Linked DNA regions of Homo sapiens: region 2 is linked to region 1. A link is an interaction called in ENCODE POLR2A ChIA-PET data of the cell type or tissue named here. Cell type or tissue: IMR-90. All regions are shown on one strand. Each heading gives the region's core, and the rest is flanking DNA. Links, peaks and the distances in the headings are about the cores only.

Region 1 (5,381 bases), core at 1-5,000:
CTTTCCGCAGGTTATTGCTGAGGCTGCAGTGCAGTAGCTCAATTACAGCTCACTGCAGCCTTGACCTCCCAGGCTCAAGCAATCCTCCCACCTTAGCCTCCCCCAACCAAGCAGCTGGGACCACATCTCTATAAAAAATACAAAAATTACCTGGGTGCGCACCACCACACCCAGCTAATTTTTGTATTTTTTGTACAGATGGGGTTTTGCCACATTGTTCAGGCTGGTCTCAAACTCCTGAGCTCAAGCCATCCACCCACCTCATCCTCCCAAAGTGCTGGGATTACAGGCAAGAGCCACCTCACCCGGCTAGTTTCACACGTTTTCTGAACCCAAAATGTTCCAAGGGCACTCAGTGCCCAACCACGCAGAGATTTCACATGACATTTCCCTAAAGCCACCTGCATTTGAGGACTCTTGAAGGGAATATGTTGTTTGAATATTCCGTTTTTGCAACCACCCCATTGAGCCCCTGGGACTTGATAATCCTTCTGTCCTCTATGCATTTTCTATCCTGGGCCTCATCCATCCCATGGTGGAGTTGCAGACTGGAATGGATTACTGAGCACCTTGGCCATTGAATTTGAAGCTGTTGCTTTGGCCTTGCCTTGGGCTGCTTATTTTTAAATGACTGTTCACTCCAGTTTGACAGGAAGAACATATTAGAAAGCAGAGGGCAGAGCAGATGGTCAGCATTATGTAGCAGGAGAACTATGCAGACCAACCCTATGGCCCACTAAGAGGAAGGGGAGGATGACAGAAGCAGACATAATCAGCATTTCAGAGACAGTCACCTCCTCCTTTCCCACCCTAGCCAATAACAAGGTGCCTGTTCCTTCCATAAGGAATTTCTAAGGAAGGAGGGCTTCATTTCTTAGATTGGTTCACTGGTATTCTTTTCTTTTTTCCTCCCCAGCACAGGGTAGAGTGATAGAAAACTCACAGGGCTCAAAGTCAGAACTCTATGATTCTCTTCCCAACTCCCATATGGCCTGGAGAGTTGGATTAGTTCTTCATGGATTCAACGAATCACAGTAAATACTTTTGTAAAAAGGTAGGGTGTAAATAAACAAATATGCAAATAAAAAATTAAATAATGTCAAATTCCCCTTTTTAGCAAGATTATATTTGTAATCTTTATTCAGATGATGGTAACATTAATTTATTCATGAAATATTTGTTGAGCATTTACTGTAAGCAAAGCATTGTTTTGGGAGCTTCGAGATATTCAAAACTGAATCCTTCTTCCTACCCTCATGGAGATTGACATTTGTCATTTACGTAAATAACTGTGAACAAGTTGGAAAGTGATATGCCGTAAGAAAGACGGCAATGAAGTGCTTGAGATTCCAGAGGCAAAGAAAAGAAAAAGTTGAAATGAAAAGTGCTGTATAAATAGAACAGAGATCACGCTGTGTTAAGCTAACACAGGAAAAGAGTCCCTGATATAAATGACAATTTTGTCTACAAAGGACTGATTCTAAGAAGGGAAACTCAACCACAGTTTCAAAGTGTTCCTTTTGTACCACACTGGTTCCATTTGTATTTGTATGTAGGAAATAGCTCCCTGGGCTGGGCAAAAGAAATTTTGAACTGTTACTAGTCCCATGGATCATTATTATCTTAACCTGATTCTGTATCTCTTGCTACCTTTGGCTAGTTCAGGCTGTGTTTTCTGACTGTGCATGTAATAAACCAAGTCTCCAACTGACCACATTCCAAAATGTATAAATTAAGTGACCTTGGGCAGGTCAGCTTTAGTTTCCTTGTAATAAAAAATTGAGGATGTTGGACTGCCTGATCTAGCTCTAAATTTCTATAAAACACCCATGGAAATCAATGCCAGCAAACTCGAGATTTGACCTAAATACATATCACATACTTCTTTAATAGCTAATCATGCATTTTTGGTTAGCAATAACCAAAATCCTAAGAGATCTCTTAAGGATGTTTACATTAAAGCATATCATTTAAGAATTTTCCTGTGACTGTGGTTTTGCGTGCACGCATGTGTGTGCACGCGCGCGCACACACACACACACACACACACACACATCAGGCCAGCTTTGGCTGGACAGAGTCCAAATCCCACATGATATAATTTATCTGAGTTTAGGCTCTTTCACTCAACTCTGATATTGAAAAAAATTAATAATAAAGCTTTTTGCCTCTTGACCAGAAGGCCTGTGTTTTTCAGAGCAATATTGGAAATGAAAAATCACAGGATGTCAGCCACCTTGTTTCTCAGTTGGGATGATATCACCAGTAAACTTTTATGTGAAGCAATCAGCAAACATCTCCTGTTTCCCTCTAGCGGAAGTCTGGGATTCAGGATGGTGTTTCAGCTGCTGTGTTAGGACACATTCCAGAGTAGAATGCAGGTCAAATGCTGTGCAAGGTTTTATAGTTTCAATTCAAACCCAAACCTATATATAGTAACATCTTAAAAAAAAAAAGTAGGTAGGAATGTATTCATATGGAATTTTTTTTAACTTCAGAAATTTTGAAAAAATTAAAAAATATTTGTCTCTGTGGAGAGAGTTTAGTTATGATTATTAACTGGTTTCTATCTCCAGCACATGTAGCTGTCAATCAGTCCTCTTTATTATTAGAATTCTCCTGGAGCAGTAAAGGGACTTGTTAACTCCATTGTATGTGATTATAAGGCACTGTTCTAAGTATCCATAGTTGTTTAAATATGAACCCCCGGACACTACCATGATCCACAAGTGGTCCAGGTCCTACAAATGGTGCCGAGTGTTCAGAGGGATGAGTCGGCTGCCAGGCATGATGGAGGGAGAGACATGCGTGTCTATCTTGAAGTCTTTGACCAGGCAGTTTCTATTTTAATTAGATAAGGCAAACTAAAAATCTTTATCCAAAAACTCAATCAAGCTAACATCAGGAAGAAACTGACAGAGCAGCCCCTGGTTGGGGAGGCTCTGCCATTCTGTGGTCTCATCAAAGAAGCAAGACTTTGATTTGGGGGCCTCCAGCACTTTAGCCTCAAAGGAGAGCCCTCTCCCCACCCCTGACCCCAGCACTTACCTGAGCAAAGGCTAAAGAGCAGGAGGAGAGGCCAGGGCTCCATGGGCTACCGGAGCTTGTGTGGACCAGGGCAGAGTGGTGGCCTGTGCTTCTCACTGGCACTCTGGCTGGGTGCTTGTCTGCTGGAGGGTTTGGAAAGCGAGTCGGCTCACTAGAGCTATTGTTTTACACCACCTGTTTGTGGGAGCGACAGCTGGGCTGCCCTCAGCCCTGGAGCCCAGGGAGTTACTGGGACTGTACACCATTACAGATATGCCTCACTTTACACAATTGCTTACCCTTGACAAGCTGAGTATGAACTGCATTATATTTTAAATGCACCAGTAGTCAGATCTTAATGAAAAAAAAATGTATAGGAAGGAAGGAATTATTTTAAATGGTGAGCAAACTGCCTCTCTTTTGTGTAAACCAGAACCTCATCTCTGTGGGTTGACTTGATTAGGGTCATTTGGTCTGAGTAGATAGTCAGCTGTTTGTCCTAAACCACAAAAATCCACATTCTGCAAACATGGCTTCAGTTTCATTTCCTCTGCTTCAGTGTTAGGCTGAGGGTGCCGGGGGCTTTTCTGACTGCCTGGATTTCAGAAAAGTGTAGCTGGTGTTGAGTCTGCTGCTGGGAAGCCCCCACGTTGATTGGGTTTGGTTTTTAACAAAGACAGCTTCTTCCATAAAACTGGCTTTACTGGCCCCCAGAGTGGCTGTTCCAACCCCTGCCTCTGTATCAGGCAATACCTATCCCACACGAACCATTAGCTGGAGCAAATTGCCCACGTCCTATGCACTGTGATTCAAGCGAAGAGTAATTATTGGGAAAAAGTGTCCCACCGCATCAGCAGTCGTTCCGGGTTCCTGCCTCCTTCCATCCGTCCCTCTGCCTACTCTCACTCAGGGAAGCAAAGAGCAGAGTGGTTCAGCTTTTCAATTATCTTGCTTGAAAAACATCCTAAAAACCAGCAGTTAGTAATTTCTCAGTCTGAGAAGTATTGTTACCCTAGCTGTGCTTCTTTGCAGGGTGTGAGGTGAGTTCCCAGAAGGAGACAGTTACTTAAAGGTACCCTGCCTGTTCCTTCCAGGCCTCCTTCCCACATGGAACTAGGTGAGAAAGGTCCTCTCACCTCAAGCCCACAACAACATCCTGACAGATCCTCTCATTCCAGTGGATCCAAACAAATCATTAGAGAAGGGGCTTGGAGGGTAGAGGAGAGAGCTGCAAGCTCATACTATTTATATTTTTTGTTTAAACTGTGGGAGATCAGTTAACTGTTTGCTAAAAAAAAATTTGGTTCTCTCCCTTCCATGGAATAGCCCCGTGGCAGAAATACAACCCCCACCCTCTGACCAGCCCCTTCCATCTAAATGGAGCCATGGGACTGACCTCTGGCCAGTGGCATGAGTGGAAAAATGTTCTCAGACTCACAAACCTACCAGAGCTCAGCCCCGCCCTTCTAGTCTTCTGACCGGCTAGAATGGACATGGTCCCAAAGTTAACCTTAGAAACCATGTTCTGAAGGTGGTGTTGCTTTTGACATTCTGAATCCTTGAATGACTGCATGGAGGGGGACCCCCTATCCACCTGCTCACCACCCAGCACTATTTCAATGAAAACAAAACATGCATCGTGCTGAGCCATCAAAATCCTTGGGTTTATTTGTACAGCAGCTAGTGTTCCGTAATTAATAAAATATGTAATCCTTTGCACTAGTATCCTGAGGTTAAAAATAAATTCTAAAATATGTAGCACTGCAGCAGAAGGCAAGAAAATTGATACTGGAGGCTGAAAATATGAAGACCCATGTTATATGGTATCAAATCATTTCATAAACTGTTGTCCTCAATTACTTGGTGAACAATGTGTCTACTGAGCCTGTAGCTCCCAGAATAGAGGCTGGTAAACCCAAAGTTAGTGCACCATGGCTCTTTCTGGCTTTGTTTAGCAAGTCAGTACAAGGAAGAGCTGAGCTCAGGCAAAAATGTGCTGGTTCAAGAGCAGAAATGAAAAGAAATAGAATGAGTCCAGAAATGTGGAGTCTTCTGTTTTGAACTTCAAAAGAGTAAGTGAAAACATGGAATAAAGGCTTTGAGCAACCAAAGCCCGTTAAGACTTCTCTTTAAACAGGCAGTTTCATCACCACAGCAAAGATCACTTTAAGGGTGCTTTCTTCACAGCCAAATCTATTTTTTTTTTCAGATGGCTTCAAGATGGCTGCTATTAAGTTGAAGGAGAGAGGTATAGTGGTTAGGATGCAAAGAAATTAATCAGATTAAAGAATTGTGACCATGTGTGTATATAGGCACATGGGAATGATGGAAACAAATATTGCAGAAGCTTACTC
Region 2 (5,381 bases), core at 152-5,151, 260 kb after region 1:
ACATAGATAGATGATAGATAGATAGATAGATAGATAGATAGATAGATAGATAGATAATGATATTGTTCAGCTGAAATCTCAAAACAATCATTTAAACTGAAGTTCTCCATGAAGCCAACCCACCCAGAAGTAACTCATCCCTTTTTTAACACTCAGAGAACTATTCAAGTATGGATCTTAATGCATTTAATATTTCATACATTTTATTATAACTATTTGAGTATATATGCAAATGCAAATATATATTTTGTACACACGCACTCACACACATATTCTACCATTCTATCTACTGGATCCTTAGCTCATTCAGAGTAGGGTTCTGTTGTTTTTCTTTACATTTCCCAGCATATAGGTACTCACCAACATCAGTTAAATGAATGGATGAATATGTTAATATAAATATAAAAGCTAACAGAGCGATTTCAAATAGGCCACTGCTTTGCTGGACCTCCCAGCGGGTAGCGTGCTAGGATATTGAAGACATCCTTGTCAATGGTTTACACTGCCTGGTTTCAGCCTACATTTTGGCAAATGCAATGGATGGTTTTGTTTCAAGTTTGTATTTATTGCATGGTCACACTATAGAGGATTAAGGAGCAACAGGATGTAAGAAGGTGATACAGTTTGGATGTTTTGTCCCCTCCAAATCTCAGGTTGAAATGTGATCTCCAGTGTTGGAAGTGGGCCTGGTGAAAGGTGAATGGATCATGAGGGCAGATCCTTTATGAATGGTTTGGCACCATCCCCTTAGTGATAAGTGAGTTCTCACTCAGTTAGTTTACCTGAGATCTGGTTGTCTAAAAGAGTCTGGGACCTCACCCTTTTCTCTCTTGCTCCTGCTCTCACCATGCTTGCTCCCCCTTTGCCTTCTACCATGATTGGAAACTTCCTGAGGCCCTCACCAGGAGCAGATGCTGAAGCCATGCTTGTATAGCTTGCAGAACTGTAAACCAGTTAAACCTGTTTTCTTTACAAACTACCCAGCTCCAGGTATTTCTTTATAGCAATGCAACAATGGGCTAATAAAATTGATAAGTAGTGGGGCTTTGCTGAAAAGATATCTGATGATGTGGAAGCAGCTTTGGAACTGGGTAACAGAGTCTGGAAGAGTTCGGAGGGCTCAGAAAAAGATAGGAAGATGAGGGGAAGTCTGGAACTTCTTGCAGACTAGCTAAATGGTTGTGATCAAAATGCAGATGGAAATATGGATGATGAAGGCCAGCTTGATAAGGTCTCAGATGGCAATGAGAAACTTATTGGGAACTGGAGGAAAGATCACCCTTGTTACTCCCTAGTAAAGAACTTGACTTCATTGTGTCCATGTCCTAGGGCTTTGTGGAAGTTCAAACTCAAGAGTGATTACCTACAGTATCTGGCAGAAGAAATTTCTAGGCAGCAAAGCATTCAAAAAGTGACATGCCTGCTTCTAACACCCTAAATCAGATGCAGGAGCAAAGGAACGACTTAAAGTTGGAATTCATATTTAAAAGGGAAGCAGAGCATAAAAGTTTGGAAAATTTGCAGCCTGGTACTGAGGTAGAGAAAGAATCCAAGTGGTCTGGATAGCAACCACTTGCTAGAGAGATTAGCATGACTAAAAGGGAGCATGACTAGATGCGAAGTCATTTCAGAAAACTTTGATGCAGCCTCTCCCATCACAGGCCCAGAGACCTACAGGGAAAGAATGGTTTTGGGACCAGGCCTGGGTGCTGCTGCCCTGTGCAGCCTCATGACACTGCTTCCTGCATCCAGGCTGCTCCAGCTACACCCAAGGCTGAAAGGGCACAAGATACTGCTTGGGCTGCCACTCTGGAGAGCATAAGTCATAAGCCCTTGGTGGCTTCCATGTGTTAAGCCTGCAGGCACATAGAATGCAAGCAAGAAGGCTTGGCAACTTCTGCCTAGATTTCAGAGGTGGTACGGGAAAACCCTAGGTGCCCAGGCAGAAGCCTGCTGCAGGACAGATTACCCATAGATAAACTCTATTACGGCACTGCTGAAAGAAATGTAGGGTTAGAACTGCCACACAGAGTCCTCACCAAGGCACTGCCTAGTGGAGCTGTGGGAAAGGGACAGCTGCCTTCCAGACCCAAGAATGGTAGAGGCACCAGCAGTTTGCAGCCTCAGTGTGGAAAGGCCATAGGCACCAAGCTCCGACCCATGAGAGCATACACAGGAGCTGTACCCTGCAATGCCACAGGGGTGGAGCTGCCCAAGGCCTTGAGAGTCCACCCCTCACAGTAAGATGTGGGACATGGAGTTAAAAGAGATTGTTTTGGAGCTTTAAGATTTAATGTTTGCCCTGCTGGGTTTCAGACGTGTGGGGCCTATTGCTCCTTTCTTTTGGTCAATTTCTCCCTTTTAGAATGGGAATATTTACCCATCGCCTGTACTACCATTGTATCTTGGGAGTAAGTAACTTGTTTATCTTACAGGCTTATACGTGGAAGAAACTCATCTCCAGATAAGACTTTGGACTTTGGACCTGAGGCTTTTGAGTCAATAATGGACAAGTTAAGACTTTGGGGGACTACTGGGAAGGCATGGTTGTATTAAAATGTGAGAAGTACATGAGATTTGGGGAGTTAGGGGCAGAATAATATGGTTTGGATGTTTGTCTCCTCCAAATCTCATGCTGAAATGTGATTCCCAATGTTGGAGATGGTGGGAGCTGGTGGGAGATGACTAGATCATGGAGGTGGGTCCCTCATTAATGGTTTAGTACCATCCATTGGTGATAACCAAGTTCTTGCTCAGTTCATGTAAGATCTGGTTGTTTAGAAGAGTCTGGGACCTCCCCCTCCTCTCTCTCTTGCTCTCGTTCTCACCATGTGACGTGCTTGCTCCCTTTTCACCTTCTGCCATGATTGCGAGCTTCCTGAGGCCCTCACCAGGAGCAGATGCTGGAGGCATGCTTGTACAGCCTGCAGAACCATGAGCCAATTAAATATTTTCTTTACAAATCATCCCTGTTTAGTTTGTTTGCAATTTGATGAAATAAGCTTTGCAAAGTTAAGCCAGATTTTTTTTTTACACCAGTTTCCAGAACATCATACTTGATATGAATATTCTTCCTACAGCCTATAACTAGTGGATCTTTTATGCAGAAGACAGAAACAGGTATCTACTTTTTCTTTTTTAAAACTATATGCAATTACTAAAATATTATTAGACATATAACAATGACAAAAAAGGTATACAAAATGAAAAAGAGGAAAAAGAAACCATTGTCAATTCTACTACCAAAAAGTAACTACTGTTAACACTTTAATTTATATTCTTTGAGATTTTTTTTCCTGACTCTATAGATGTGGCACATGCAAGTATGGGTTTGCCCCCTTTCTCTACTTCTTTGAATACAAATGGTTACAGCAGGTGCCACCATATTAGTACTAAGTAACAACATTACCCTCTACTATAGTTGTTTGGTTAGGTCCATGGATTGACAGTGACCCAAACTGGACCATTCAGAGTTACCCTCTCTCTGAGGATGAAGCTGCTGGAAATAATTTTTGACCTTGTGAAATAAGAAACTGGGAAAACAGTCCAGAGTGAGAGAGATGCATAGAAAGAAAGAGACAAGAGAGAGCCCTGGCAGCATCCAAGTGTCTGGTTCCAATTATCCTAAGGCCTGGAGAAAACTAAACTTCCTTTAGTTTCCCTGGTAGAGCAGATGCTACAGTATGCTGCTTCACAGATCCTCCCCATCAGGACCAAGGTATCCACTGCCCCAGATGCCAGGAGAGTCGGTTACTGATGGCTCAAAGCTGAGTCAGTTCCCAGGATTTGCCCTTGTACTAAGGCAGTTGTTTGGACCAAGGCTGCACACCTTTCCAGGATTATCCTACAAGTAATTATTGGTTAATATGTCGATATAAAGGTCTGAGTCCCTTGCCTCAAAAGGGAACAATGCCAGAGCTCACCATGGAATTAACTGTAGCATGGGTTGCACTGGCATCTCAGTTAAACTTTGCCCTTTGCTCAGTCCTGCTTCCTTCACTCTGTTACAGGTATTGATTCAAAGAGCACTGCCCAGAAAACTTTCTGTCTCCATCTGTTTCCTGGGAAGACTAACTTAAGCCAGTGGGTTTGGCAGAGCTGTCTAAATGTCCCACATAATGCATTCTTTCTTTCTTCCTCTGTAATATGGCATATAATGTATCATAATAAATCACTCTGGTTGGGTGTGGTGGCTCACACCTGTGATCCCAGCACTTTGGGAGGCTGAGGCAGGCAGATCACCTGAGGTCGGGAGTTTGAGACCAGCCTGACCAACATGGAGAAACCCCATCTCTGCTAAAAATACAAAATTATCCAGGTGTGGTGGTGCATGCCTGTAATCCCAGAAACTCAGGAGGCTGAGGCAAAAGAATAGCTTGAACCCGGGAGGTGGAGGTTACAGTGAGTCGAGATCACTCCATTGCACTCCAGCCTGGGCAACAAGAGCTAAACTCCATCCCAAAAAATAAATAAATACATAAATAACACTCCATCATTAGTACTTAAGTTAGCACAAGTGGCTTCCTGTTATTTGCAACCAAAAGGGCTCTAACTAACATATTATTTGGTTATGATAAATTTCTCAAAGTAACTGATGTTACACAAGGACGATACATTTTTAAGATTTTAATCCCCATTGCCACATTATTCTTCAGAAATATTGCACCAACTTACATTCTCATTAATAGTATGCCAAAGTAACCATTTCTTAGACTCTGTCCAACTCTGATATTATCCTTTTTTCACTTTTTCATTCAATAAATGTTTATTGAGTGTCCACTATGTGCCTGGCTATGTACTAGGAGCTGGGGATAAATCCTTACCACAATGGAGCTTCCATTCTAGGTGTGAAGAGATAGACAATAAACAAGATAAGTAAGTGGTATTGTACACTAGAAGGTGGCAAATGTCATGGAGACACATGACACAGGAGGCAACGGCAGTGCAGGAGGTGAGGGGCATCCATGTTAAGTGCTGGGGTCAGGGATGCCCTCTCTGAGAAGATGGCTTTCAGCTAAGATTGGAAGAAGGTAAAGGAAAAAGGCGTAGACATACTGGTAGGGGTGGAGGGGGGTTCGAGGGGAAGAGCATCTGGGGCAGAGAAAACAGCCAGGACCAAGTTTTGGAGACTGGAGTACGCCTGTTATGTTCAAGCAATAGCAACAAGGCAGTATGCAAGAGGCAGGGGCAAAGGGAGCAAGTGGGAGAGTGGGGGATGAGGTTAGTGAGGTAATGAGGGCTGCCACATCGTCCTGAGGATGGTGGCTTTCTCTTGGTGAGATGGAGAGCCACTGGAGAGATTTCAGCAGAAGAGTAAATTGTTCCCATTTATGATTTGAAGGGCGCATCCTGGCATTAAGAGAAGATTACAGGCAGGCGCA

The links. Peaks named below come from ENCODE experiments on the same cell type or tissue, not always from the same donor. Only the 100,000 strongest peaks of a DNase experiment are listed, where the experiment ranks them.
Region 2: POLR2A ChIA-PET joins it to region 1 with 5 read pairs; 5 of 35 experiments call an interaction of 5 or more read pairs at or near these places.

The regions. Positions count from the first base shown.
Region 1 is chr2:174,761,304-174,766,684 of GRCh38, forward strand. It overlaps CHRNA1 (cholinergic receptor nicotinic alpha 1 subunit), which reads right to left and starts at 3,169. Exons shown (of 9, transcript NM_000079.4): 1 at 3,049-3,169. The coding sequence starts at 3,091. RefSeq lists a silencer at 578-872 and an enhancer at 3,170-3,669. In IMR-90, for the core only: a CTCF peak has its summit at 2,319 (motif pointing left); DNase peaks (open chromatin) are centred at 718, 1,988, 2,288 and 3,518; H3K27ac peaks cover 2,093 bases.
Region 2 is chr2:175,016,166-175,021,546 of GRCh38, forward strand. No RefSeq gene overlaps it. Among named protein-coding and RNA genes, the nearest start is that of CHN1, 13 kb to the left of the region's middle. In IMR-90, for the core only: no CTCF peak of the experiment used is centred there; no DNase peak of the experiment used is centred there.